Linked DNA regions of Mus musculus: region 1 is linked to region 2. Evidence: chromatin loops called from intact Hi-C (ENCODE). Cell type or tissue: left cerebral cortex. All regions are shown on one strand. Links, peaks and the distances in the headings refer to the core of each region. The heading gives the core; the rest is flanking DNA.

Region 1 (2,817 bases), core at 281-2,780, 55 kb before region 2:
CTGACCCCGGTTTGAGTTTTACATCCCTCCAGAGAGACCTGAGGAAGTTGGAAACATTTAATGTTTTCCTTACAAGTGTTTTTCTTTCCCTGCAAGACAGTTATGTCAAATGTTATTGAAGGAAAGGCAATTGACTCACCAGAACAAAAGGAAAAGGTGTGTCTGCTGCTTAAAGTAAATGAAGAAGCAAATACAGAAAGACTTTGAAAAACCTGTCAGTCACAGTAGAATTGAGAAGCCGGGCAGTGGTGGCTCCTGCCTTTAATCTCAGTACTTGGGAGGCAGAGGCAAGCAGATTTCTGAGTTTCAGGCCAGGCTGGTCTACAGAGTGAGTTTCAGGACAGCCAAGGCTATATACATAGAAACCCTGTCTCAGAAAACAAACAAACAAACAAAAAACAATAAACAGTAGAATTGAGGATACTGGTAGACAACAAATGCAGAGGGTCTCCTGAACTCTCCCTTCCTGATTTGATATGTTAGCAACAGGACATCCTTGAAGAGATCAACTGTGACCTTGTTTTCAGCTCCCACGATACTGATAAGTTGAGACCTACAGGTCGAATAATCTACAAGATGTTAACGTATGACCACAACCAGTTTTACTCCATGGCAGCAACAAAAGATTAATACAATTATAAATCTCTAGCTCTCTCTTAGTTTTATTTTAAAGTCCAGGAGATATCATTCTTCATAAAAGGTAAAGGATATTATTTCAAATAATGTGATCACTGTGGAGGTGTGCTCTGTGTGAGGGCAAAAACTCCACTCAGAAAATGGAAAATTATCTAAACATTCCTGATCACATTAAACTTAAGTTGAAGAAGGAAGCCACATACTTACTAACAACAAAAGCAGACTCAACAGGTTTTATTTATGTAGTTGTGCATATATATGTAACAATAATGATTATAAACAAAAAAAGGCTATCACTTTGAAAGTGGGAAGGATTGAAGAAAAAAGACATGAGGAAGGCTGGATGGTGGGAAGTGGAAGTTGTGTAACTATATTTTAATTTAAAATGTATAACAATAAAGCTATATACATATATAATAAAATAACATATAGCATGATTCTGGGTATGGTGGCACATAGTTGTAATCTAGCATTTGAGAGGCAGAGCCAGAAAGCTTGCCACAAGCTTGAATCCAGCCTCATCCACAGAGTGATTTCTAGGATTTCAAAATTTCCAGAAATTTTAGTTTGTTATTCTTTCCATCTCTTTATTCATAATTATGACCTTGTGAAATAGGATTTTCACATTTTTCTGTGACAAAAATCTTTGAAAATGGAGTTCTGAGTTTTATTCTACACCATCTTACATTTAAAAAGTACATTCAACTAGATTTGATCATACTTTATAACACAGTACTATGTATAGAGTATTTGTAACTAGGTCAACATGTGCTGTTTCTAGGCACCACCAAAGGGCTAATTTTGTTATGCCCATAATAGAACATTACCAGAGTAACAGGACCAACATGACTCATTGATGCTTGACTGTGCTTTGCACTGTAGGTGATGTCAAGTTGAAGGCTCAGTGACTGATGCAGTTGCGCAAGTCTCCTCTGACAGATCAGACATGACTCTCACCAAAATACCAACCATCATAAGAGACGATGTGTTGTTCCCAGAGAAAAGGTGATGTCACCCCACCCCCTTGAAGGTTTGATATCCAGCTGGTGGTGCTGCAGAGAGGTAGTAGAAGCCCTGGGGGGTAAGGGTCCAGCTGAAGGTCATAGGTCATTTCCTGAAAGGTATAGGAGCTTCTCTTCTTCCCCCGATCTCCATCATCCTCTCTACCGCTCCTTATCATCGGCCATGAGGTGAACAGCTTTGCTCCAACACATTCTCCCGCCATAACGTTCTAAATCATAGCAGCCAAGAAACACAACAACGGAGCAGCCAAGGGACCACAGTCTGAGATCTCTGAAACTGAGAGCCAAAGGAACCTTTCTTCCTCCAATTTGATTGCCTCTGGTATTTTGTTACAGCATAAGAGTGACAAAAACGTGTGAATCTAGAAATCACTCTCACCATCTTTCCTCTTACACACTGTGCACAGAGTTTGTCAGCAAATCCTATTTACTTTGCCTTCAAATTATACCCAGGGTCTGGCTGCTTATTATTTGATGTCACCTTGGTCCAAGAAGATTATTTTTTGCCTGTATTTTTGTGATCGACTTGTACCTCCTCTATTAATAAATGTGTCCAATTTCAACATATTCCCCAAAGAGTAGTCAGTGAAATTATATTATAATGTGTTCCCAGGGATGGGGAGAACTCCGGGTGGGTCAGCTGCTTGATGCACAACTACAAGGATCTGAATTGAAATCCATGAATCCACAGAAAGCAATTGTGCATATCTGTAATCTTACTGCTCATATGGCAATATGGGCGACCAGAAAAAGATCCTCCAAAGCTAAAACAAAACAAACATTGTAACACACAACACAGCAGTAAAAATGGGCAACAACTCAACAAAAAGAGAACATTAGTTAAGCTATTGTGTACCCACATGAAGACACGCATTCCCACACAAGGAAAAAAGACATAGAAAAATAAATTGCAGCATAATATCCAAAGTATTTGACCAAATGATCACCAATTTTAGGTTCTTTCTAATTTTCAGCCTCTATTTTATCATGTTTCCATGATGATCATAAATATAGGGATAAAAAAGATAAATGTGGTGATAATGAACTACAAAAACAGTTCTTTTAATAAATGAAGCTTATGTTTCTGCACTTTTCTATGAACTTTGAAAAACACGTTTACTTGGTTAAGACGGAAACAGCTATAAACTTCAGAAAAACT
Region 2 (2,817 bases), core at 167-2,666:
ATTTCGGTTTGCACAGAGTCAACTCACTCTCCAAAGTCTGTAACAATCCATGTTGACTCATGCTTGCTAGTGAGATGGTACATTGTAAAATTCCACTTATGAGTAAGTTCAAATGACCTTTTGTAAAGTAAATATTTTAAGTGAAGAAATAATGCCCATTATGACAGAAACACTTTTCTGTCTATTATTTCAGGAAGAAAGTCTGTACAAAGCGATTGCTTACAATATCTGACTGTCTCAGCTAAAATAACTCGGCTCTCTAATTTAAATTTGTATCTAACAACTCTTGTTTCATACTAAATACATTTTGAAGGATTATTTAGAGAGGACCATGATCTAAACCTGTGTTTTCAATGTTAACAGGCTGTGAAAGGGATCCAAAAATAAGATGTGTTTAATCCTATGGTCTAGGAGGCTGTGCTTGATTTCTGTGTGATGTGAATCAATGCATTATAACTAATTATTCCTTTGATGGTTCTTGTTCCTTGTGCTGCCTTCTAAATGTTCACTAAAGTGAATGTAGCTTTTCTATGCTTGGATTTTAAGCTACCTAAGGGAAAGTCACTTCAATTAATTAATTTACCTTTAATTTTTTTTATTTATTATGTCTAAAGGAGCTCATGGTGATGGAGGGGGAGCCAGAGCACACATGTGGCAGTCAGAGAACAACTGAGAATGGTTGTCTTTTTCCACACTGATGGGGATGCCAGGGACCAAACTCAAGCACCAGGTTTGTGTGACATGTGCCTTCACCCACTGAGACATCTGGCTAGGCCTCAGTCCATGTCAAACACTAATCTGTAGCTACTCATTTCCCAATAGAGAAGTTTTAATGCACACACCCAAAAATTTGCAAGTATTCTATAGTGGGTCTAGTTTCTTCACGTAGGAAATCTTTTCTTCCTGTGACTACTACTACATGAAATATGAAATCTTCAAATCTCACCAAAAGGGCTTGTCACCAAAGCAACTTTTCTACTGTATTTTTAAGTCATTTTGTAATTGATCCCATAAATGTTTGAGTTTATGGCATGATACAGTTCAGGCTAAAAGCATAAGAGATGCAAGGTAGAAACTTTGAGTAGACCAAAGACAATGTGAAATCCCATGTGTCATTAAAATCAAGGGACTGTCTCGATTTAAAAAAAAAAAAATCTGAGCACATTGTAAGTGGATAATTCTTTGTGAGAAAACTCCCCCACCCACACTGCTCTCTGAAGCGTGTCTCAGAGTCTAAAGCAACCTCCCATTCCTTAGCACAGAAAACACGTTGGCTGCCTATTCTCAGCCTGTACTGTCTCTAAAGTTAAATATGTCACATTCAGTCTTGGGACATTACAGGAAATATGACCAACATTCTTCTCGTTACTGTGACACAGTGTGAAACACATACACACAAAAAAAAACCACCCTCAGGGCACTGCTTGTATTCCTTTTTAAATACCAGCAATTTGGGTAGATTGTTGCCACTGTGTCAGGGTAGGGTGAGCTACCTTCTACAGTTTCATTTCTTATATTTCACATCAAATTTCAAAGCACTAAAACCAAGTCTGTTATGTTTTAATCAATACTTACTAAGATATGCATATTGTTTCTATAGGCAGTGTGTCAAGTCAAAAAAGATAGAAATGGAGGGATGGCCATTGATGAAATGCTTGCTAGGCAAGCTTGCTGGCCTGAATCTGATCCCTAGGTCGCACATTGAGAGAGAGAGAATGTATTTCTGAAAGCTCTCTGACTTCCACATTACCATGACATCTGTACATCCACACATGATACATTCACAATCACACAACAATAAAGTGTTTGTTTTAAAATAGAGATTTTATTTGTCTGATCTCAGTGTAAGAGGATGGGACTAGCCTCGAAGAGACTTAATGTACCAGGGTGGGGGTATATAACAGGGGACCACACCTGCTCAGAGGAGAAGAGGGGGCCTGGGGGAAGAATTGTGGGAATGAGAGGAATGGAAAGTGAATAAGTGTGTGTGTGTGTGTGTGTGTGTGTGTGTGTGTATAAAGAGATTTTTTCCAAACCGCAAGTATATATCATTTTATTACTTTTGCCACTTCCTACTGTTCACTGAAGTATTTCACATTCTAAAGAACTTTGAAAGTAGACTATTTAGTAGAAGATAAACATTTTTTAAACACTTCTGGCTATTGAATTTTAGTCTGCAATAATTTGAAATTTTAACTTAACACGGGAAGGAACATCAATATTTTGTTATGGAGGAAAATGTTAAGGAACTAAGTAACAGCTATCATTAAAGAGAATAGACCTTAATTGTTCATGTTGCCATTTTAGAAAGGTGGCCTCATCTCTGTGCTGTTCCACCACGGTTCTCATTTATTGCAACCACAGGACTTCTATAGAGTTAAATAAGACATTTTACTTATGTTAACAAAATATTTATCATGCCTTAGGTGTCATCCATAAACTTGGTGGGGTTTTTTGCATAATATGTTTGGTGTATTTGTCATTAATGCAAGTAGAAGTTGAAAGGTTGTTTGCTGTTTCCACATGGTTGGTGGCTTGCATGGCATTTCTTTTTTTCTTTAAAATTATTCTTCTCTGCTGACTGTCCTCTAAATCAAAATAGTAGTAGTGTGTTTGATCTTAAACCCTTTGCACACTTGAAACACGATGTGATAATGAGCATCCTCTAGATCTGTAACTGCCTATGCTCAAGCTGATTGACAATAAAAAGATGTGTGAGCAGGTCTTGCTATTTCAAGAACAGTGGCTAAAATACAGATGTCTGCCCTTCCTGCTGAAACATAAAGGGGTTTGTTATAATCCCTCACTGACCAGAAG

Evidence for each region. A loop is a pair of places that touch in the nucleus more often than their neighbours do. Peaks named below come from ENCODE experiments on the same cell type or tissue, not always from the same donor. Only the 100,000 strongest peaks of a DNase experiment are listed, where the experiment ranks them.
Region 1: a loop joins it to region 2, with 2.1 times the contacts of the local background. A loop is called at or near these places in 3 of 42 quality-filtered maps.

What each region holds. Positions count from the first base shown.
Region 1 is chr16:84,625,754-84,628,570 of GRCm38, forward strand. No RefSeq gene overlaps it. Among named protein-coding and RNA genes, the nearest start is that of 4930529L06Rik, 53 kb to the right of the region's middle. In left cerebral cortex, for the core only: no CTCF peak of the experiment used is centred there; a DNase peak (open chromatin) is centred at 1,516.
Region 2 is chr16:84,680,984-84,683,800 of GRCm38, forward strand. It overlaps 4930529L06Rik (RIKEN cDNA 4930529L06 gene), which reads left to right. Exons shown (of 3, transcript NR_040537.1): 2 at 615-730. Among named protein-coding and RNA genes, the nearest start is that of 4930529L06Rik, 2.6 kb to the left of the region's middle. In left cerebral cortex, for the core only: no CTCF peak of the experiment used is centred there; a DNase peak (open chromatin) is centred at 1,232.